2 separate regions of the Homo sapiens genome follow, and region 2 is linked to region 1. Evidence: read pairs that join two places in POLR2A ChIA-PET (ENCODE). Cell type or tissue: Caco-2. All regions are shown on one strand. Each heading gives the region's core, and the rest is flanking DNA. Links, peaks and the distances in the headings are about the cores only. Region 1 holds the start of LOC102724363 (a long non-coding RNA gene). Region 2 overlaps LAMB4 (laminin subunit beta 4).

Region 1 (16,304 bases), core at 3,540-11,539:
CACAAGTAAAGCATCAGTTTAGGCAGTTTCCCCTTTCCATACACATACCATAGTCATGATGATGAAGATGAGGACAATGGTAATAGCACTGATGGCTAACAGTTTTGGACCCTTACCATAGGCTAGGCACTGTGCTGAAGGCACATCTCATTTAATCTTTACAACAATTCTCTGAGGTAGGCATCAGAAATAAATCCATGCCCAGAGAAGGTTAAGAACTTGCCCAAGAGTTGGAGCAACCTGTGTCTGACTCCAGAAAATATGCTACTAGCCATTATATTATACTGCTGTAATGCATTCCTAAAAACAATCCAGATACCAAATCTGCAAAAATCTTAAGTTAAAGAATAAAATGCTATAGGCACTTCCTATTCTGAGACAGGCAAAAAGGTATTAAAAGTCCATCATTACATCCTCTTTGGCAACATATTTCTTTCAATTAATGCCTGGTCTGTGCTTTTTCTTCAAAACTGAACCAAAAACCAAATGGCATTAAGTCTCTTAAGCATTTGACTATAGTTCTTGTTTTCAGTGTGCTGATTTACAGCCTTGTCATAAATACATTCAGCATTTACATTTTTCATCTAATTAAATGCAACTAAAAAGGGAAAAACAAGATACTCAGGTACTAGCAGAGATATTGTTCTACAAGGATGGTGACTGCCAAAATCGAACTACTGACTGGCAGTTTGCTGCTATGCAACCATGGAAAAACTGGATGGATGTTTGATGGGTGGTACACAAACATCCACATTCACTGACTTTGAATTTCTGCCTCTGTGTCTAAAGAAAAAAGTATCGAATATTTCACTGCCCTATTATTTAAAATAGGCAGACACAATATGGTAATAGGTGCATGTGTGCACACACACAGTCACATTCACACACACACAAGTACACCAGAAATTGATATAAAACAGAAACTGTGTAAATGGAATAAAAATTTCTATTGACTTTCCATCCATAAAAGAAAAGATTTAAATTCCAGAATGATTAAAATAGGCATGAAGCCTTTTCAGGACAATCTAAAATCACCTGGGACATACAAATCCAAGCCATAACCATGATCATGCATCACACACACATACACACACATGCGCATACACACACATATACCCCACAGAGAGAGAATTAAACCTATGGGAGTTTTCCTTCTAGAATCAGTTTCAGTGGGTGGATATCACCCATTGAAGGGCTGGGTAGCGGAGTAAAAGAGAATCTTCATTACTTGATTTTTTTTAACAATAAAATTATATTCATGTATTATTTGAGTAATCCACAAAATGATAAATTAAACACATATAAAGAACATGAAAACAGAAAATATGGCAGGAGAATGAGATTTGCTTTGTTTTCTGGAAGTCAGCTTTACAACAGTCTTCTGCTCTGGCGTTGCTTGCTGTCATGGATATCTGTGCTCTGTGGTAGGAGGTCTCTGAGGAAAATGCTCTTGAGTCCTCAGAACCATAGAATCAACACAGAAGAGAGACAGGGTGAGGGAAATGGTTATTTGTTCTCTACTATTTATGAAGAATGCACTATGGATGAAAATGTCCTGTTCAAATGCTTAGACATCAAACGCTTAGATGTGTTTAGGAAGAGCAAAATGTGACCTTAACCAAAGTTTGGAGACAACTGACAAAAAAGCTGTTGGGCCTCGTGAAAACAAATCTGTTTTAAATCCTTTGTGATGATAAGAAAGACTGGGTAATTGAGGGACAGAGGTAAAAGAGGAAGGGGAGGTGGATGGCATTAATGAGAGGTCACGTCTGGTCATACCAGATGGGGTGGCACTAAAGAGAGGTCAAACGGGGGCAGGGAGTGGCGCTAATGAGCAGTCATACCAGGTGGGGTGGCGGTAATGAGAGGTCATACCGGGTGGGGTGGCGGTAATGAGAGGTCATACCGGGTGGGGTGGCGGTAATGAGAGGTCATACTGGGTGGGGTGGCGGTAATGAGAGGTCATACCGGGTGGGGTGGGGTAGTGAGAGGTCATACCGGGTGGGGTGGCGGTAATGAGAGGTCATACCGGGTGGGGTGGGGTAGTGAGAGGTCATACCGGGTGGGGTGGCGGTAATGAGAGGTCATACCAGGTGGGGTGGGGTAGTGAGAGGTCATACCGGGTGGGGTGGCGGTAATGAGAGGTCATACCAGGTGGGGTGGGGTAGTGAGAGGTCATACCGGGTGGGGTGGGGTAATGAGAGGTCATACCGGGTGGGGTGGCGGTAATGAGAGGTCATACCGGGTGGGGTGGGGTAATGAGAGGTCATACCAGGTGGGGTGGGGTAGTGAGAGGTCATACCAGGTGGGGTGGGGTAATGAGAGGTCATACCAGTAGTACGGGGAAGAAGCGCAGCATCAGGACACCGCCTATCTCGTCTGTTTTTCAGTTTGTGCCATAGGAAAAAAATTAAGAAATATACCTTAGAAATCCAGGGTATAAAAGGGAGAGATGGTGTAATGGTAGGAAGATTGATGAAATAACTATAGATAAAGTTGAGTCCAGTGTCCTAAAATTAGCAGAAATCAGAGAAAGAGAGAGAAGTAGATCATGAATGCAGAGTTTAAAAATTAGCCAATGATAGGCTTTCATGCCAAATATTGACATCCTTACACCGCGGAACCGAGAGGAGAGGAGAGGAGAGGAGAGGAGGAGCAGGAGCAGGAGCAGGGGCAGTGGAAGACGGTGCTTTCACACTGGAGTTAACCCAGCAGCCCCAAAGGATGAAGCATTGTGAACTGGGAAAAGGGAGGCAGCGTAATGGTAAACTGAGGCATTCTAGAATGCTGGCAGCATTTGCTCTTACAGGCGATGTGTTAACTAAGGTCACTAGAGGTGAATCAATATTTGTTCTTTTTAATACATTTATATGTAAAAAGTGACAAGAACTGGTTGTGACCTTGTCCTGTCTCTCCATCACTGGCACACAAGAAGGCCCACCTATCACGATTCCTCACCTCAAACTATCTGGCAGTTGCTGCTGGAACTGTAGGCATTACACTGCTGAGTGAAAAATAATTTTCTAAAGGAGTTGTCTTTTGTCCTATAGAAGGACAACAAATGCTACAACTTGATTTTGAGGGTGAATCTAACTTTGGATAAAGTCACTTTTTCCTTTCCTAAACATTTCTAACAATTTTAACAACAGGTCATTTTTATACATAGTAGATTCTTCATAAATAATCCAGAACCAGTAACCACATGCAGCCTGCAGGGGTCCAGAATCACTGATTGGATATACCAAGTGTTGACCGAAGCTGCCCTTTCTGAGACAGCCTGTCCTCCTTGGCCTGTGGACCTTTGTGACCCTGCAGTGGGGGTATAGTGAGGCCTTTCTTCTGGAGACGGAACGACAAGCTTCTAATCCCAGCTCTGTCACGTTCCTACTGGGCGACCTGGCAGGTACTCGACCTCTCTGACTTGAGGGGTAAGTGGAGTAATAATGGTGCCTACATCATAGGATTGTTGTAAGGACTGAATGAGAAAACCACTTCCTGCTGTATAGGAGAGCTGACTAAATGCTAGTCCCATTACTATTATTAGCATTCCAGCTATATATGAAGATAATATCTACTTGACTTTTAGTATTTTGAAAATAAAAGTTATCAATAACAAACAAAAACCTTGTAAACTAGCTATGAATTGATTAGATATTCCCCTTTTAAGCTTAACACACTGGTTTCCCAGGACTATATACATAAATGGATATGAAATACAAAGAACAGAATAAAATGTGTGGTTTTCTTAAAACATTATGATTTTAGCAAATGAATATCTTTAAAATATAGTTTAATACATTATTGTTGTTTCTTTTTAAAAACCACTTATGATTTATATTTTTCTAAATTGTAAAAACTGACTTTAAAAATCATAATGCTTTGTTAATGAAAGTCACAAAAAATACATTGTGTAATGTATTCTACAGGATATGCACATTTCTTTAAGAATGCATGGAGTGAATGAAAATAACATGGGGGTATGAACCACAGAGTGAACATGTACCACAAACAACTCTTGTTGAAATGTAAGTAAGCAGGGATTGTTCTCCATCTAGCGAGCAAATACGAATGCTCTCATGTTTCACATGAACATTTTTCTTTATTTTAGAAACTTCACTTTTTACTTGCATATTTTGTTAATATTCACATAAGTAAATATATACAGGCAGTAAAATTTGGTGTGATAAAAAATGTAGCATATGAATTGTACAAGTTCTTGTTCCATACAAATGTAATAATATCTGTATCAGTTGTCTAAGCTGACTGCAGGGTTCTGCTGGGTTGTAGGCCATTTTGAAATAAAGAATTGTGACTTTCTTTCTTTTCTTTTTTTTTTTTTTTTTGAGACGGAGTCTTACTCTGTCACCCAGGCTAGAGAGCAATGGCGCAATCTTGGCTCACCGCAACCTCTGCCTCCCGGGTTCAAGTGATTCTCCTGCCTCAGCCTCCTGAGTAGCTGGGATTACAGGCGCCCACCACCATGCCCAGCTAATTATTGTATTTTTAGTAGAGACGGGGTTTCATCATGTTGGCCAGGCTGGTCTCGAACTCCTGACCTCAGGTGATCCGCCTGCCTCGGCCTCCCTAAGTGCTAGGATTACAGGCGTGAGCTACCGCGCCCGGCCAGAATTGTGACTTTCTTATAAGTTCTTTCATCTTCAAAAGCACTTAAAAAATTTCAGTTTAACACTGAGGGAAAGTTTATACATGTGATATGAACAATTGAATTCTTTAAATAATATAAGTTAAAATCATATTTAAGTCTATTTTTCTGATGGTTTTTGGTAATAATGTGGCTAGATGATTTGCTAAATTCCGTAATTCATTTGATATAAAGAACCAAAGACAAAAACCAAAACTCCCAACCCAACAGGGCCCCATAGAAAGACATTCATGCCCTACCCATAACACAGCTCCACCAGCCCCCATCTCCAGCTGGAGCACCTGGCGGCCTCCACCTCTGAGCGGGAGCCAGAACAGGTGTGGTGTGAGCCTCACCTGGGCCTGTCTCAAACACATCCTCTGAACTCACAAAACCAGAGTCCCCCACAGCACCAACTCGAACTTTGTATGCTGTTCCTGGCATTAGACCCTTTAACCCAAAGAAGCTCCGAGAACCATTTACAATTTCTTTTCTCCATTCTTCTTTGCCTATGGAAATTTTGCAAAAACAACACATTTGAATATTTTAAGGGACCAGAAGTCACTTAATGCTTCAAGAAAGGAAAATTCTTTATAAGCTAAAGACAAGATGTAGGATGCTTAGGTTTACCATTTTAGATTATTATAAATGTAGTCATGTCAAACAAATCAATTAAAATGACCTACAGGAAAATATCCTCAAAGAAAAATAGACTGGGTATCTAGCTTGCTTATTAATTGTATATATTCCCATTGTATTAATTCTCCTCTTTAATACAAAGGAAGGTTCTTTATCTGCACCTTGCCTTATGAAACTGTTGAGTTTCTCTAAAGATGTTTCTCAAAAGAACTGATACACATTAATTAGCTTAAGTGAACTATGGGAAGAATTGTTTTTTTATGATTCACAAGATGAATCTTTTAGTAAACTTAAATGCCTTCCAACGTATCCAATTAATCGATTCAACCTTTCCCAAGTACCGGTTTTTCTAAAGGGATCGTCATTTCTAAAAACATTTACTTGCATGATAAAGGCTTAAACAGAAAGTTGGACTCTGTTCAACATTTTGTCACAAACATTTATTGGCCACCTCATTTGTTCTATGTAAGCACACTGCACTTAGGAGGGGGGTACTGGCTTTTCATAAACTGCTGAAAGTGAAAGCTGCCCCATCTCCCAGTAGATGTGGCCAGGATCTACGAAGAGTGCCTGACTTGAGAATACATCAAACGTTAAAACATAATGAATGCTCTCCCAAAGTATTAATTTTCTGCGGTTTCTTATAAAATTCTGTTGGGCTAGTCAGGGCAAAATGAATACTTTCAAGTCAGTTTGATTTCTGTTACTTCAAGATCCAATTTGAAAAAAAAACCTTTTCTTCTTTTCTATTGTACTTGCAAATATAATTATTCCTTCTTACTCTTGTTTATGTGTTGTGGGCACAGAACTAGTTTCAAGTACTATGATATGAAAATAACATACGTAATGGAACATATGCCCTCTGTTATTAATAACATAAAAAAGCAATTCCTAGTCGTGCATATAATATGTGGTAGGCTGATGGTTCACTATAATTTTTTTAGATAACTCATTCATTTAATTGGATCAAGTTATTTTTCAAGATGATCCATAGTAAATTCTTAAGAATGTTTTTAATCTTTTAAAAAATGCATCCCCCAAATTAAAAATCGGGTAATGAAATTGTTTCTTACTGCCTGCTACACCATATTCAACATAAAAGTTCACATGCTCTGGTCCCTCATATTCCCAACTGATATTGGCATAGGTCTCAGCAGCTGCAGCAGTAAGATTGCTGATCCTGGGATTTACTGCTTGAACTAAACATACAATAGAAAAATAAAACAAACAATCATATTGCAACACCATACACACGAATATAAAATAAGTTTAAATACTCTGAAATTGTGCAAATAGAATTAAATAGAATTTACTGCTAAAATTTAGGGTTCACTCATGCTTTGCTTTCATTACAGAAAGGTTTTTGTTTCTTAAATTCAGCACTAGGAAATTAATAATCAGAAATAATGACGCATAATATTAAAATTTGTGAGTTCTATTATATGGGTTCTGAACAATGTTAACTGTTGTCCATTAGATACAGTCCCGGGAAATGTCACCGTCTTCATTTACTAAAGTGTGATGGAGAGGGGGATTGCTGAACAATCCCAGGGACAGACGTCATCATGGAATGTCAGAGACGCCAAGGTAAAACCCAATACTATGTGGCTACTTTTCAAACCTATTTGTCATCTCAATGCAGGTCTTTAAAAAATCTGTGTTGGTGTGACAGAGAATGCCCCTTTGAACAGCGTTTTTGATCTGTTTTAAAAAACAGACTTCTTTGAGTATCACTGGGAAACTCAGGGACCCCAGGTAAGAAATCCCTGCTTTAGAGAATGATGGATGGTAAGGGTATGTTGGAAGAGAAGCTGCAAAAGGAATTTCCAGATGTGTTCTATCAGAAGTTAAGAAAGAATAAATAAAAGGAGTAAAAACTATTTCATGTAACATTTCCTAGAGAGCAAGACAATCTTACCTGTTAACTGTTTGTTACAAAGCATTTTCTGAAAAATCATAGTGCAACCTAAATAGCTTCTTAAAAATCCAAATTATGGAGACCAGATGATGCTACATGCTTGCTACTGGGTAAAGACAACATCTAAAGTCATTAAAAAATGTTATTTGAATACCTGAGGCAGGCAATTCTATCAGTCCTACCTCAATAGCTTAAACTAAAAATGAAACATTTACAGATGTGTTAATTTGGGTAGTTAAAAAAGAAGATCAATTTATTATCTCACATAAAATTTACTAGGATAGTCAATCAGACAGCATCAATAGGTTTACCAAGACACTAAAATTATATTCTAAGATATGTTTATAAAATGTAGACGCTCAAGACCTTTGTTCAAATAAATGTAATAAAATTACATTTCTTAGAATTAAGAAAAGAAAGATATTAAAGCAGTTAAATAATGCTTTTGACTTCTGAAATATAATTCAACAACACATGCAAATTTTGTATCTCTTTGTGCTAAGCATGGGGAAACAGCAGAGGGCAAAACTGATTACTGAATTATGCAGAGTCCTTCTGTGGACCTAATTAATTTTAGTTTTCCGAGATTTTCTTCTTATAGGTAAAATAATAGGAATATGATCAATCAATGACAGTAAATATGCACACATGTGTAAAACATCAATGGCAACCCAGGAAAAACATTAATTTTCTTAAAAAATTTTGGAATATTGAAACAGGAATTTAATCTTGGAGTAATATGGAAGATGTTCAAGGCAGAAACATAATACTTCTAACACAAGAGCATTTACTAACAGAAGAGCAAAATACTTCTAACGGAAAAGCATTTAGTTTCTTCTTATATTTTACATTGGTTTCTATGGGTGCTCCCTTCTCAGAGTTTCTTCTCTAAACTGTTCATTATTATTATTTTGTTTCTAGTTTTATTGAAATGAAATCATTATCTCTACGAGTATCGACTCTCCTAAATTCATTGCAGCATTATTCACAATAGTCAAGACATGAAAACAACCTAAATATCCATTGACAGATGAATGGATAAAGAAATTACCATATATATATATATTTACACAATGGAATATTATTCCGACTTTAAAAAAAAAGGAAATCCTGCCATTTGCAACAACATGGATGAACCTGGAGGATACTATGCTAAGTAAAATAATCCAGACACAGAAAGGCAAATATTGCGTGATCTCACTTAAATGTGTGTGAAAGGAAAATAAATCTTTGGGCCCCAGAATCACTAAGCTAAAGGGAAAAGTCAATCTGGGAACTGCTTAGGACAAACCTGCCTCCCATTCTTTTCAAAGTCATCCCTCTGCTCACTGAGATAAATGCGTATCTGATTGCCTCCTTCGGAGAGTCTCATCAGAAACTCAAAAAGAATGCAACCGTTTGTCTCTCACCTACCTATGACCTAGAAACTCCCTGCTTCGAGTTGTCCCTCCTTTCCAGACCAAACCAATGTTCATCTCACATGTGTTGATTGATGTGTCATAACTCCCTAAAGTGTATAAAACCAAACTGTGCTCTGGCCACCTTGGGCACATGTCTTCAGGGTCTCCTGAGCTATGGGTATGTCACGGGCATATGTTCTCAACCTGGGCAAATAAACTTTCTAAATTAACTGAAACCTGTCTCAGATTTTCGGGGTTCACATGTGGAATCTAAAAAAGTTGTACTTAGAGAACGAGTGTAGAATAGTGGTTGCCAGGGGCTAGAGGTGGGGTGGGGGTTGGGGAAATGGGAGATGTTGGTCAAAGGGTACAAACTTTCAGTTATAAGATGAACAAGTTCTAGAGATCTAATGTACAGCATTATATTACTAATTATAGTTAATAATAAAGTATTATACACTGGAAATTTGCATTTAGCTTATTCTTAAAGATACCCAGAAAAGATACCACAATTTCCTAAGGCATGCTGTTTAGCCACTTTTACCATAGGGAATTCGAACTCTCCTTCCTTTTAATCCCCACTCATCCACCTTCTCACTCACAGAGCACCTATTTTGTACCATACAAGGGAGCTGTAGTGTCCCCTTTCTCTGGGCTTTCCCAACGGACTGCTTCCGGTGTGCCTCGCCCAACTGTAAGTCTTCCTCTGTAGATACCGCCAGTGTAGTTACCTACATTTTAGCTGCTGAAACTACAACTCTTATCTAGCCACTTCTCTGTTTAAAACTCTGCCTACAGGTAAATACAAATTCCTTAGCAAAGCATTCATGGCCCTTCAGAGCTGTTACCATCTGGCCCCGCCCACTGCTCCAGTCCCATCTCAGGGTCTTCTCTTTTCCACACACTCTCTACAAGTCAGCCTAAGTGGACCGCTTGGTATAACCCAGACATCCGGTATGTTTTCAAACGCCATGTGCTTATGACCCCTACCAAGACTTTACACACTGCAACTCCCTGACTCATCTGACAAAAATAAAACAAAAACTGGGCTTCAAGGCCCAGTTCAATATTATTTTCTTTGTGAAGCTTTTCCTGATCCTGCTTGGCAAAAAAAATGGTTCACACCTCTATATTCAGATAACATTTTGCTCCAATTTCTAGTTTAGCGTCAATTTATTACTCTTTCTATACGTTGGTCTTACCTGCCAGATTTCAAGCATGTCAAGGCCAGGGTTTGTCTTACTGTCTTTATACACAGCTTCTTAAACAAACACGGGTGCATTTTATGTGCCAGAGAGACATTCACTGTTGAACTGATTGAAACTTCTATGCTTCTAGATGTCTTGTTTTGTTTTCGTATAGGCCAAAAAAGGAATTTTATTTTTTATTTACTGGTTCTTTAGTAAAATAATGTAGTGAGAGTCAGATCACAGAAGGGATTCACCACTAGCTGATCCTCAATGCTCTTCTCTGCTCACTCCTAATTGGTTGACCATAGTAGGCTGCAAGTTAGGTCAAGAATGCAGATTCCTGCTTTGCCAGTTAGTTTATCCCTGTTTCTGTATTCCAACTAATTACCCTATAAAAGTATTTTGATGCTTGGTCCTCAGAGCGCCAGATTACATGCAATGGATATGGCATTGTGGATCATCAGCAATACTGGGAACATAAATCTTTTTGAGCCTGCACATTTTTGGTTCATTTCTATACATGCCTTCACAGTCTACTTCCTAGAATTCCAGACCCTGAAATCATTTATTTATTTATTTATTTATGAAATGGAGTCTCGTTCTGTCGCCCAGGCTGGGGTGCAGTGGTGCAATCTTGGCTCAGTGCAGCCTCCAGCTCACTGCAGCCTCTGCCTCCTGGGTTAAAACAATTCTCCTGCCTCCGCCTCCCGGGCAGCTAGGACTACAGGTGTGTACTACCACGCCTGGCTAATTTTGGTATTTTTAGTAGAGATGGGGTTTCACCATGTTGGCCAGGCTGGTCTCGAATTCCTGACCTCAAGTGATCTGCCTGCCTCAGCTTCCCAAAGTGCTGGGATTACAGGCATGAGCCACCACACCCAGCCTCATTTAAAGAGACATAGAAATTGAAAAAATATGCCAATCAACTATAATTCCTACACAAATATTGAGAGCTTTAATCCAACAAAGAAAAGGACAAAAATAAATGACTCAAAGGTCTCGCGTATGTAATTATCTTGAGGAGAATGGTAAGAAGAAGGGTTAGTATGGCATCATATAGTTAATTGAATTATCCTGGGTTTTCCTTCAGGTTTATAATCCTTTTGTAATTATACATTTGAAAACTTAGGTTTCATTAACATCTCTTAAAATCTGTAAGAAAGTTTAAAAATGTAAACTCAGATGCATTTCTTTTCCCCTCTTTGACCAGAAATGAATTAAAACCACTTTTCATGAAATCATAATTCATAATAAAATCTTATGAGATGTTGATTTTTTTTTTTTTTTTTTTTTGAGATGGAGTTTTGCTCGTTGCCCAGGCTGGAGTGCAATGGTGCAATCTCAGCTCACTGCAACCTCTACCTCCTGAGTTCAAACAGTTTTCCTGCCTCAGCCTCCTGAGTAGCTGGGATTACAGGCGCCCAACAACACGCCCAGCTAATTTTTATATTTTTAGTAGAGATGGGGTTTCATCATGCTGGCCAGGCTGGTCTTGAACTCCTGACCTCACGTGATCTGCCCGCCTCAGCCTCCCAAACTGTTGGGATTACAGGTGTGAGCCACCACGCCCGGCCATATTGATGCTTCTATAGCTAAGGATATCACATGTTTCCTCTTTATTCATCTCTTATTTATTCCCTATTGTCCTGATTTAAATAAAAATGTAAAAGATACATTTAAAAAATTAAAATTTGGGAGGATAGTGGAGAACTTCAATTTTTCTCCTGTCACAGAGCAGTTAAATTCCATATGGAGAAGGGAAATAGTGAAGAGGATAGAATTCATTTTCAGATTGAAAAAAAGAAGTATTTTTAAGGAAGGAAAACCCAGGATCACAAATTATGCTTGAGCAGTTTAAAGTCTTACTGGCAAAATATCCTCTTATGTAAGCCATACTTAACTACTGCTATACTATTAAAATAAACCATATTAAAATTAAGGTCAGAGTTAGCTTTTTTCCCCCTTATTTAAACGCTATTCTTTTCTTATCTAAGATCCATCAGATTTTAATACTGGGGGCTTAATGAACTTTCAGACACTCCATTTTTGCTTGTCTCTCTAATCATAAGTAGCTCACAATTCAAATTAGTAACATCAAATGGTAAAACCAAAACTCTTTAAATATAGAATTTAGTTTTAATTTATTAAAAACAGAGGGGTGATGTTTTTCCAGTGGAGTGCATATCTACTTCTAACGTGACAAGTCCACTGAGAATTCAGACTTGCTTCACAGACAGTCCTGCTGAAGCACAATTTCTCTGCTATCAGCTCTAGGCACAGCCACAGTGACATGTCCACTGCATAGGAAACAAGGCCAGGCTTTTAGTGAAATGCTCCAATTGAAGTTATAAAGCAATATATTATTGTAAAACTACTAATGATTTTAATTGATATCTAATTATCATAGGAAGGAAGTATACAAATAAATAGAAGTAAGTTTACATCGCTCTGTGATATAGAAATTTTGAATTTTTACAACTTCGTCAAGTCTAAAAACACAAATATAATACTCTTAAGATTACTGAAAATGGCTACAGTCCTTATTCAATAACTCCAAAATCTATCTGATCGATATTTTGTAATTTACCAAAGCTCTGAATATAAGCAAATTTCTAAGCAAATAGAATAAATCTATCAAGTCTAAGCTCACAGGAGTTGAATAACATAGGGCAAAGCACATTTTTCTCTTGGTCTTCCTTTTCTTCATTCCTGTTTATACTCACCTGATGTGCGAAAGCCCCTGACCATGGGCATGCCACGTGAAAACAGTGCCCAGTGGCAGGTACTCCACTGCTCTCTAAAAAGCTGACTGGTCAACCAGCAGCCAGGGGTCAAAGACTGGGGCATCTTTGGCATTGCCACTAATGGAAGACATATTACAACTTATTCAAGCACCATTCTCCCAACAAATCTTTCTGACCCAGAGAGCTGTCAGAAATAAAGGAGAACAAAATCCATTGTGGATTGTTGGCTATTACTCAGGAGGAAGAGACTTAGGCAGTTGGGTGAAGACAGGATGGGTGGGATAACACATTTGAGAAGAGCATATGGGTCACCTGGAAGACTCACTTGCAGGGGACCCTAAGCTCGGGGAGACTTAGTCCCAAACCAGTTGGAGGGCATTGCTACGCTGTAATTCCAAATGGACGGTTTTGTGCAATGGCAGCCGAGTGTACACTGTGTCTACAAGGAGAGCAGCTAAATCAGAATAGAACAGGAAGCTTGGTTGATCTGATTTCTACCAGGCTGTTTTCATCACAGGGCTAATATTTCTGAACCCCAAATAATGTGGCATGGCCATATAGAGGATCTGTGACAAATACACAGTTTTGGTCCTGTCTGATCCAGCCAAAATCATAGTATTAGAAGCTAAGATTAGGATTTGTACCAGGGATAAGTCTCAAGAAAAAATGTTTTGAGAATTCAATATGTGGCTTTCTACTTGTAAAGAAAGGACTAGAAATTAATTTTAAAGCCAAGATTGGATGAGATCTTCTCTTCTTTTGGTGGTTCAAAGCATATTTTCTCTGTTTTACCCATGCTGCACTTCCCCATGTTTCACATTGCAAATTTCACACATGTATAAAGTCATGCAGATGAATTATTTTACCTTTGCCTGCACCTACATCAGGTGGAAGAATACCAGCTTTAATGAAGGGAAACAGAAATAGGACACTATATAGTTAGATGTAACACACCCATGAGCATGTATAGCGATACAAAAACACTTATTAAAATGCTAAAGCATGCAAGAAGAATGAAGTGTACCACATCAGGTATAGGGGACAAAGATATGTTGGTGTCCCCAAACTTATCTAGTATTCAAATCCAGTACCAACATTTTATCAGGATACCCAGTTTGAATACCCAGTATTCAAACACATTACTTAAGGTGCATTATTCATACTTGTTGATTATGTATGAAGGCTTAGGATATTTCAAACCAATTTTTGGATAGAAATTGTCAATTTTTTATGCTATCAAAGATAGTCAAATGAATAATCCTTAAGCAACTCTACAATTTAGAGACATGCAAAACTAGAAAACCTTTTATAATATTTTTGATAATTTTCATTGAATCTCAAGATTTCAGAATAACTTTTTAAAGTATGAAAAGAAGTGTTAATTCCTTTTCTAAATACTATAATGGGCTATTTTGCTTTCTTTGTACATACCAAAATGCAAAATCTTTTGCTCAAACACAAAATAAATGCACTCTTTAATAACTGTTTCGATTTCCTTGCTAGAAAATGTAAATTGATATGTGAACTAGAAAATTTTTTCCAGTAAATCAGGACCAGAACTCGAATTACATATATTTGTGTGTATATAGATGTGTATGTCTGTGTATGCATATGTGTGTATTATGTGTATGTGTACATATGTATGTTTGTGCATGAATATATATAATATATAAAGTTGTAAACAGGAAACAACATTCCCCTGAACTTCAAATTCAAGTGTGGCAAATATTATGCTTACTCACTCCCACACTAAGATTTTAATGTAAGTTTAAGAAAGTTTCACATGGAGTTGAAAAATATCAGTCCAATATGAACTAAATAGCTGATTATATATCAGAATGAGAAATTACAAATAAGTGTTTGCGTTAATCAGGTAAGACAGACGTTCCATAGCAAGAAGGAAAAAGCATAAACTTAAAGATTTTTATTTCATGATGCTTATAATTATATGGATTTTATACATACCCATCTTACCTTCATCCACAGTTGTTACTGCTTCCTCTGTAATTTGACTTCCTGATCCTGCTGATGTTTGTGCATAGAAATAAAACTTATATCGAGTGCTGAAATTTAAATTTTTTAAAGTCCACCGTGTCTTGTTGGCAGGAATTTTCAAATCTACCAGAGGGCCTAATTCATGTGTGCTGTTAACTGTCAATAAGAAATAATGAACAAGTGCATTCTCCATTAACTGCTATAGGAATACTATTATAAATAAATACGTCAACTAAAAATGTTCAACCTGGCTTACATTGACTTTTATAATCCCACTCACTCTTTCCCCAGCATAACTAAGTGATAACCTTTTAACAGCTCCTATGCTATGTTCTATCATATCGTATCATATCATATCATATCATATATCACAAGGGGGTAGTATGTTCTCTATTGGCTAATAAACTAGAAGAATGTTGTGGTTGAATCACAATAGAATTTTTTCCCCTGTGTTCTTGCAGGTGGAGTTGTATTGTTAAATAACCCCAAACATTTTTCTTCAGAGGACTTTTGCCAAAGGAACCATTTTCTATTTGTAGAAAATGCATATGTGATTTAATGACAGGACTCACCTAAACCCCACTCCTAAAGGTCTGTATTATTCTACAGATTACTTAATTTTTAATAACATAGACATCATTTTTCTTTAAAAAGTAAGATTTGAAGTTCTTTCTGAAACAACACTTGAAGTTATATGTATATATTCTACAGATATAAAGAAAAACTAGCTTGTATTTTTTGATAACAGTTAAGTTAAACACCACATGTTCTCACTCATAGGTGAAAGCTAAAAAAAGTTCATGTCACAGAAGTAAAAAGTAGAACACAGCATCCCAGAAATAAAGGAAGGACAGAGGGAAGGCGAGATAGGGAGATATCAGTTAAAGGGAAGGCTGGGCGCAGTGGCTCACGCCTGTAATCCCAGCACTTTGGGAGGCTGAGGTGGGCAGATCACGAGGTCAGGAGATCAAGACCATCCTGGCTAACATGGTGAAACCCCGTCTCTACTAAAAATACAAAAAATTTGCCGGGCATGGTGGTGGGCGTCTGTAGTCCCAGCTACTCGGGAGGCTGACGGAGGAGAATGGTGTGAACTCGGGAGATGGAGCTTGCAGTGAGCCAAGATCTCACCACTGCACTCCAGCCTGGGTGACAGAGCGAGACTCCATCTCAAATATATATATATATATATATATATATATATATATATGTATATACGTGTATATATATACGTGTATATATATATACACGTATATATATATATACGTGTGTATATATATATATGATACAAAATGATAGCTAGATACAAAGACTAAGTTCTGGTGTTCCTTACACAGCTAGAGGGAGGATATTAAATGTTTCCAACACAAATAAATGATAAATATTTGAGAAGATGAATATGCGAATTCCCCTGATCTGATCACTATATGTATCGAAACATCACTACGTACCCCATGAGGAGGTATAATTATTTGTCAATTAAAATAATAAATAAAATAAAAAAACATATTTCCCCTTCTCTTCCTCCCAACAGCTTACTTGGCTGATACTTTAAGGTGTACTCTGTCAAAATGCCATTCGGGTGGCTCGGTGGATCCCATTCCAAAGTGAGAGAGTCCAGTGTTGGATTCACAATCTTCAAAGACGAGGGAGCACTGGGGACTTACAGTGAGAACTTACAGTCAACACAAAGATTTCTGAATGTTTCAACATGTATTAAATTGACATTTCACCGTGCTCGCACGATTCAAGGTTTTGAGTTTCAGTAACTCATTC
Region 2 (8,000 bases), core at 1-8,000, 140 kb before region 1:
TGGAAGTGGGAACGGGGCGAGTAGAAAGTACCTTTCTTGGCCAGGCGTGGTGGCTCACGCCTGTAATCCCAGCACTTTAGGAGGCCGAGGCAGGCGGATCATGAGGTTAGGAGATTGAGACCATCCTGGCTAACATGGTGAAACCCTGTCTCTACTAAAAATACAAAAATTAGCTGGGCGTGGTGGCACGTGGCTGTAATCCCAGCTACTCAGGAGGCAAAGGCAGCAGAATTGCTTGAACCAGGGGGTCAGAAGTTGCAATGAGCTGAGACTGAGCCACTGCATTCCAGTCTGGTGACAGAGAGAGACTCTGTCTCACAAAAAAAAAAAAAAAGAACTTTTCTCAATCTCTGTTCCACAGAAAATGTTCTCAGTTCCTGTCAGTGGAAAATTTACCCAGCACATTAGGAATTAAAAGCAGGAGAATAGACCAAATGTAAATACACTAACATTTTTCTTTTGTTTAGGCAACTATATTAATGCAACCAACCAAAGGTTTCTTGCTAGGAAAATGAGCTGATAGGTTCTTTCAGCAACCTAAATTAATGGCCCACTTTCCACAACTGTTTAATTAACTCATTCTGATTTTTGTAACTTGATGTATTTTCTTTGGCAGGTGACTTTCATTTATTGTTTTCTTTATATGTTGTGTGACTGAATGAGAATAGAGGGCAAAAACATACAATACAGACAAACAACATAAATTGTGAAAAGTTTGGAAGTTCGGGGCAAATTTGATTTATGGACTGATTGACCAGGATACTACTAAGAATAATAGGATAGAGAGATGGGGGAGGAAACACTCCAACATGATTTGGCCAGGGACTTCTGCCTTCTACAGATAGAAAATCCTTTGTGCATCAGGATCCCCTCAAAGATATACCATTGAGTCATGGACCAGCACAAAGGAAATGATGAGAAATGGCACAAAAATCTGGGGTTAAAGAACTATCTTTCAAAGAAGCCCTGCTTTTCTGCTCTTGGTGGCAGTGGTAGAACTAATGACCTTCTCAAGACTCCCAGCCTGGTGTTGGGCAGATTCAGCCTGAACTTTCGCATTGACAGCGTGGTCTTGATGCCTTTGCAACTTGGTCTGCAGCAGGGAAAGTCCATCCTCCAGCCCTGATCGCTGCTTTGCTAACTCCAGCTCACTCTTCATTTCCCTGGTTTGATTTTCAGCCTGTTGTTGATTTAAAGACCAAAAAGGGAAAATCTCTTTATGAAACAAACAAGAAGATAAACGATATATTAACCCCTTGAAAAATATGCTGGGTGTAAAGGAAAAGAAAATAGTGCCTCCACTTTTTCTGTTGCATTTATTTAAAATATTATAATAAAATATTTCAGACATACAAAAGGGTCTGAAAAATATAACGTTAGCCTAGCGTGGGGTGCATGCCTGTAGTCCCAGTACTCGGGAGGCTGAGGCAGGAGGATTGCTTGAGCCCAGGAGGTTGAGGATGCAGTAAGCTGTGATTGTGCCACTGCACTCCGGCCTGGGTGACAAAGAGATAACTTGTCTCAACAATAACAAAAAAAAAAAAAAAAGAAAAAAAAGAAAAAGGAAAAGAAAAAAAAAAAAAAGAGCGAAGAGAAAAAAAGAAAAAATATAACGAATAGCCATGTATCCACCAGCCAGTTTAAGAATAAAACATTAACAATGAGCTAAGGCCCTCAGCGTACCACTCCCCATTATATCTTCTCTCTCTCCCCTCAAAGACAACCACTATCTTGAATCTAACTTCTGTCATTCCATGTATCTCTATAGCATTTTTTCTACAACCTATGCAGTATTCCTAACAATATATAGTATTAAAATTTTTTTTCACCTTATACAAATATATTGTATATTTCTGCAAGTTGATTTTCTAAAATGAAAAGTTATGAAAATTATGCTTATGTAGGTCATTTAAGCTAATTTACATAGCTCTAGTTCATTAATTTTTACCAGTTTAAAGCATTCCATTGTTTGAACATACAACAATGTATTTTCTATTCTCCGGCTGGTGCAAGTGGCTTCTAATTTTTTCCCCTTACAAACAGTAATAACACTTTATGCTTGTTTCTTATTTCAGTGACCATATTGATCATATCTAGAAGTCCTATTTAAATATTTTTCAAATATAGCTGGTTGTTAGACATTGTCTCTTGTTTGTTGGTCATACTTTCATACATTCTTAGATTTTCTTAAACATAGTAAACAATCTTATTTTGTATTTTGTATCCAATAATGGTAATATCCTCTGTCTGTTGTGTCCTGATTTTGTTGTTCATTATTTCTGATGACTCTTGTTTAAAGGCAATTTGTGGCTGGGCACGGTGGTTTACGCCTGTAATCCCAGGACTTTGGGAGGCCAAGGTGGGTAGATCACCTGAGGTCAGGAGTTCAAGACCAGTCTGGCCAACATGGCGAAACCTCGTCTCTTCTAAAATTACAAAAATTAGCTGGGCTTGGTGGTACGCACCTGTAATCCCAGCTACTCGGGAGGCTGAGGCAGGAGACTTGATTGAACCCAGGAGGTGGAGGTTGCAGTGAGCCGAGATTGTGCCATTGCACTCCAGCCTGGGTGATAGAGCGAGACTCCATCCCAAAAAAATAAAAAAAAAAAATCTTTAAAAAGGCAATTTGTTTCTTTACACGTCTGGGGGAAATTCTTGATGGCTAGGTTTTAAGGTTGTTCCTTTGGAGAGGATTTTTGTTTGCCTCTGCCAGGCATCTGGGAGCCCTACCAACCCAGGGCTACTTCAAATGATACCAGGGTTTTGAGGGCCACCCAGGTAGTATAAATTCTAGCCCCAAAATTGTGTTAGAGCCACAATCGCGGTTAGCAAATCTTAGTGGAGATGTTACTCCCCAACCCAGGGGCAAGTTTTTCTACTGACTCTGTGTGTTTGCGTGTGTGTGTGTGTGTGTGTGTGTGTGTGTGTGACAGAGAGATTTTAACATTTCATTAAGGATTTTGCCATTTGGGGTCCCAGTTCTATGCAAGAATCTTGTTGCCTCCTGTGTGGCCTTTGCTTTCTGTCTTATATGCATGGTGACCATTAAAACCCAAAGCTTGAATGCTCCAGGGATGGGCAGATGCCTGCTGCCTGCTGTCAAGTTAGTGCTTGATTACCTCTAAATTCATGCTTTCCTGTCATTTTTGGCCTCTGAGACTATCAAAAGTTTCTTACTAATTCAGCTATGCATTAAAAAATCTAAATATCCAATCTAATATTTTTATGTGTTTTTTTCAACTACCAGGGTTCCTTAAGAGATTGGTTCACCATATTTTTAGAAATGGAAGTCCCTTCCTGTACCCTTGGGCATATGTGGGAGTTTGCCTAGAGCAGCAACCTGCAAACTTTTTCTGTAAAGGGCCAGCTAGTAAATACTTTATACTTTGTGGCCTATAAAGTCTCTATCCCAAATATTTAACTCTCTGTCATTGTAGTGCAAAAGCATCCATAGACAATACAGCCTGTGGTCATGTTTTGCCATCCCTTGTTCTAAGTATATGCCTAGAAGGGGAAATCCTGGGGCCTTCCTTTTTACTACCCCATATATGCAACCTCTTCCTATCCAACCCCTTTATTTCCTCGTGTATTACTTCTTGTTCTGTTGCTTTCTGCTTTGTTTGTTTGTTTTGAGACAGTCTCGCTCTGTTGCCTAGACTGGAGTGCAGTGGCACAATCTCGGCTCACTGCAACCTCCGCCCCCTGGAGGAGCGATTCTGTTGCCTCAGCCTTCCAAGTAGCTGGGATTATAGGTGCCTGCCACCATGCCTGGCTAATTTTTGTATTTTTCATAGAGACGGGGTTTCACCATGTTGGCCCAGCTGGTCTCGAACTCCTCACCTCGGGTGATACACCCACCTTGACCTCCCAAAGTGCTGGGATTACAGGTGTGAGCAACCATGCCTGGCCAGATGGAGCATTTCTTTTGGATGAGTATTTTTTTTTTTTTTTTTTTTTTTTAGTTTTAGGATACTCTGATGAGATTTCATGCACATTTAATTATAAGAATGTTACAATAGTTAACTCATTTCTTTGGTTTTTGTGAGCTTTTAAAAAGTCTATTCCTTTCCCTGGTATCAGAAGGGAGATGCTCTGGCCTCATATCTACCACTAATTAGCTGTGTGACCTTAGGCAGTCACCTAACTTTCCTGAGTCATAGTTTCCTCATTTCCAAGCTGGTGTTAGTACCTGCCTTGGTGCAACCCCAGAATTGGTCGCAATTAATATGACGGTGAGACGTGCTCTGTAGAACATTAAATACATGCATAATACTACCCAAATCTTATTTATCCTCATAATAATCCCATCAGACTCGTAAAGCAAGCATAGCATTGGCATACATAAAAAGCACTGTGTTGTTTTTACCCTCAAAACCTATTTCAGGTTAGTTTCAAAGAAGACAAATACCTGCAGCACATTCTTTTTTATTTTTGTTATATTGGCAGTCAGCTGTGTAATGGTAGAGTTTGCCCGTCCTTGAGTGATTTGAGCTTGTTGTAACTGGTTCAATGTTTTGTCAAGATTTAATAGAATATTTGCTGCTTTCCTAAGGTAAGATATTAACATATCAGATTAGATAAATACACAATTATTCACTTATTTCACCTTGAGAGAGTTCATTTGACTCAACCAAATACTTTACTGAATTATTAAGTAAATTTAAATTACTCTTAAACAAGAGAAAGTGCTGAAGTCTTCATTTTGAGAAATAGGTATATTTAAATGCCAATAAAAAAAACCCCACACACGTATATATTCATAGCCAGTGGATATATATTTTGTTAAATATGGAAATTAAGGATACAGGTTTGGGGTGATATAACTATCAATCTTTGCACATAAAAACTATCCCGTGAATTCCAGTTTCCCTGATGTCTCAAATGTAAGCTACACTTTCTCAATCTCTATTGGAGTGGGGGTTGGGAGGGTCCAGAGGCCCCACAGAGAGCAAAGAGAGGACTACAGGCCCTGCATTTTTAGGCTTGTTTATTCAGAGTTAGCTAAGCTTCACTGACATTCCAGCCACTAAGAAGCCCAAGGTTAAAATCACAAGCATTCCAAGTGATAACAGTCTTTCTGCAGAAAGGAACTCACCTCAAGTCAACAATCACCAAATACTTAGATCTGTGGGCTCAAGACCACCTTGAGAAGAATGTACCGAGGGAGTGAACTATCAGACAGACCTTTGCAGAAGCATCATTAGAAATGAGTGTGCCCACAGTAGAGTTAGCTAAATTGCAAAATATTCCCTTTACCACCCAGCCTATCCTTTCCTCCAATGGTAATCTCTGTTTCCCTTTCTAACCTTCAGGAGCCTTCCCTCCTCATCATCCCACCGCCACCACCATTTCATTTCTGTAACATTCCCAGGGTACCAGTGTCCATTTTTTCTATTCCCTGCCACCATTATCTTTTTCTTATATTATTTTTTCCTTTAGATTTTTAATTTACGACTGCAGGCCAGGCGTGGTGGCTCATGCCTGTAATCTCAGGACTTTGGGAGGCTGAGGCAGGTGGATCACTTGAGGTCAGGAGTTCGAGACCAGCCTGGCCAATATAGTGAAACCCCATCTCTACTAAAAATGCAAAAAATTAGTTGGGTGTAGTGGTGCATGCCTATAATCCCAGCTACTTGGGAGGCTGAGGCATGAGAATCACTTGAATCTGGGAGGCGGAGGTTGCAGTGAGCTGAGATCGTGCCACTGCACTCCAGCCTGGATGACAGAATGAGACCCTGTCTCAAAAGAAAAAAAAAAAAAAAGATTTTCAATGTACTGCTTATTATAGCAAATTTAGAGAGTACCAAAAAAAAAAAAAAAAAAGAAAAAAAAACGTAAGAAGGGGAAAAAATACCAGTAATCTTGCCATCTTTTAAAATGTTAGGATATTGTAGCAAAATTTTTTATTTTCATAATTAAGATCCTCTTTCATGTATAGATTGTTACCTGCTTTTTATTTTCAACTTCCTGTTCAGTTTGGATGTTACCTGCTTTTTAAAAAGCATTACCATTGCAATATAAGAATCTCTGCCTGTTATTAAACATCTTTTATCAACTTTTTTTTTTTTTTTTAGATGGTGTCTCGCTCTTGTTGCCCAGGCTAGAGTTCAGTGGTGCAGTCTCAGCTCACTGCAGCCTCTGCCTCCCAGGTTCAAGTTCAATCAGTTCTCTGTCTCAGCCTCCCGAGTAGCTGGGATTACAGGTGCATGCCACCACACCGGCTAATTTTTGTATTTTTAGTAGAGACGGGTTTTCACCATGTTGGCCAGGCTGGTCTCTAACTCCTAGCCTCAAGTGATCCACCTGCCTCGGCCTCCCAAAGCACTGGGATTATAGTCGTGAGCCGCTTCCCCCAGCCCATCAGTATCACTTTTAATTGCTGTGTGATTACTTGATTTTTTTTTTTTGAGACGGAGTTTCGATTTTGTTGCCCAGGCTGGAGTGCAACGGCGCAATCTTGGCTCACTGCAACCTCCACCTCCTCAGTTCAAGTGATTCTCCTCCTCAGCCTCCCAAGTAGCTAGGATTACAGGCATGCACCACTACACCCGGCAAATTTTGTATTTTTAGGAAAGACAGCGTTTCTCCCTGTTGGTCAGGCTGGTCTCGAATTCCTGACCGCAGGTGATCTGCCCGCCTCAGCCTCCTAAAGTGCTGGGATTACAGGCGTGAGCCACCGTGCCCGGCCTACTTAATCTTTTAAGTAATTGCTGTGCAGTTAATCTTCCTCGTTTTAAATATTAAACCTAGAAGGGGTTGGACTTTTGGATGAATCTGGTGCACTTCGTTTATACACGTGGATGATGAGACAGTGACAATGGCTCAGATCTCAGTGATGGTGGGTGTTGATGATACTACCACCTAACTGATCCTGTAACCCTGACCCACAGCACCCCATGCTCATAAAAACATCAACCTGGCTTTTCTTTTTTGGTTGGCTAAGTCAACAGGACAAAAGGCAAGAGTTAGTTAACTCTGTATACCATAGATATCATTTTCATCTTGCAGTACTCCTGGAGCTCTAGTGTCCGTTCTGTTCCTCATCATTATATTGGGTTGGTGCAAAAGGAATTGCGGTTTTTGCCATTATTTTCAATGGCAAAAACCGCAATTCCTTTTGCACCATCCTAATATCTTTTTACTGAGAATATACTGAGGAAGTGAAATATCAGACAGACTTTAAAAAATAATTTTGATTTCAAAGTACTGCTTAGTGTAGTAAACTTAGAAAATACCAAACATAGATAAATAAGGGAAAAACTATACCAATATTCCAACCACCTGTTAAAGTATTGGCATATAATGAGTATTGCACATTTATTGGTATGCATTGGTATAAAAAGGTATCAGGCCACTGGAAAGGCATTTTGAGTCTAAGAAAACAGGAAGAAAACAACCCTGAACCCTGTCACCGAGTCACTCAGCTTCCCGGGGAATCTCCAAAGAGAGCTCAGCCCTCAACTTGGGCACTGAACTATCAGAAGGTAATTTCATTTGAATGCTATAGATCCCTAGGCAAACATTTTCCTGATGTCCTTTCAGCAGATGGTCTGTTAGAGCAAGATAAGAATATTAATACAGTACTTACTCAGCTGCTTTGGCCTTCACCAAAAGCTTTTGGGCTCCATCTGCTTCTTCATTTAACCTGTTTTCATCTGTCCTGTAATCCTCACAGAGTTGCATATGTTTCTGTATTTTGACAAGTTCATCGGTTAGATTTTGGGATGGAATTGGTAGGTGAATGTCAAGCACACCATTCGCAACCTTCTCGATGTCTTCTGGAGGCACGTTTTCCTCTTAAATAAGAAGCAGGGTTTTAGGTAATCATGTCTCCTTAACAAACACTGTATCTTAAAAGTATAACCACAATGATGTCTCAGCCAAATGCACTTGCACTTGATTATGTGCCCCTAGAATACAGGGATTAGATTGTAGCTTCCTATAGATTCTTCTTCATCCTCAGCTGTCCCTTCTCTCTGGAAGAAACAGTGCTCACTGAG

The links. ChIA-PET counts read pairs that join two places held together with the same protein. Peaks named below come from ENCODE experiments on the same cell type or tissue, not always from the same donor. Only the 100,000 strongest peaks of a DNase experiment are listed, where the experiment ranks them.
Region 2: POLR2A ChIA-PET joins it to region 1 with 11 read pairs; 3 of 35 experiments call an interaction of 5 or more read pairs at or near these places.

Annotation. Positions count from the first base shown.
Region 1 is chr7:108,161,923-108,178,226 of GRCh38, forward strand. It overlaps NRCAM (neuronal cell adhesion molecule), which reads right to left. Exons shown (of 33, transcript NM_001037132.4): 26 at 16,068-16,190; 27 at 14,508-14,684; 28 at 13,400-13,435; 29 at 6,355-6,480; 30 at 4,999-5,151. It overlaps LOC102724363 (a long non-coding RNA gene), which reads left to right and starts at 3,327. Exons shown (of 4, transcript XR_002956579.2): 1 at 3,327-3,428; 2 at 3,927-4,025; 3 at 6,759-6,868; 4 at 14,990-15,119. In Caco-2, for the core only: no CTCF peak of the experiment used is centred there; no DNase peak of the experiment used is centred there.
Region 2 is chr7:108,029,800-108,037,799 of GRCh38, forward strand. LAMB4 (laminin subunit beta 4) reads right to left here. Exons shown (of 34, transcript NM_007356.3): 30 at 7,589-7,796; 31 at 4,409-4,547; 32 at 1,007-1,180. Among named protein-coding and RNA genes, the nearest start is that of LAMB1, 31 kb to the left of the region's middle. RefSeq lists an enhancer at 4,715-5,229. In Caco-2, for the core only: no CTCF peak of the experiment used is centred there; a DNase peak (open chromatin) is centred at 4,952.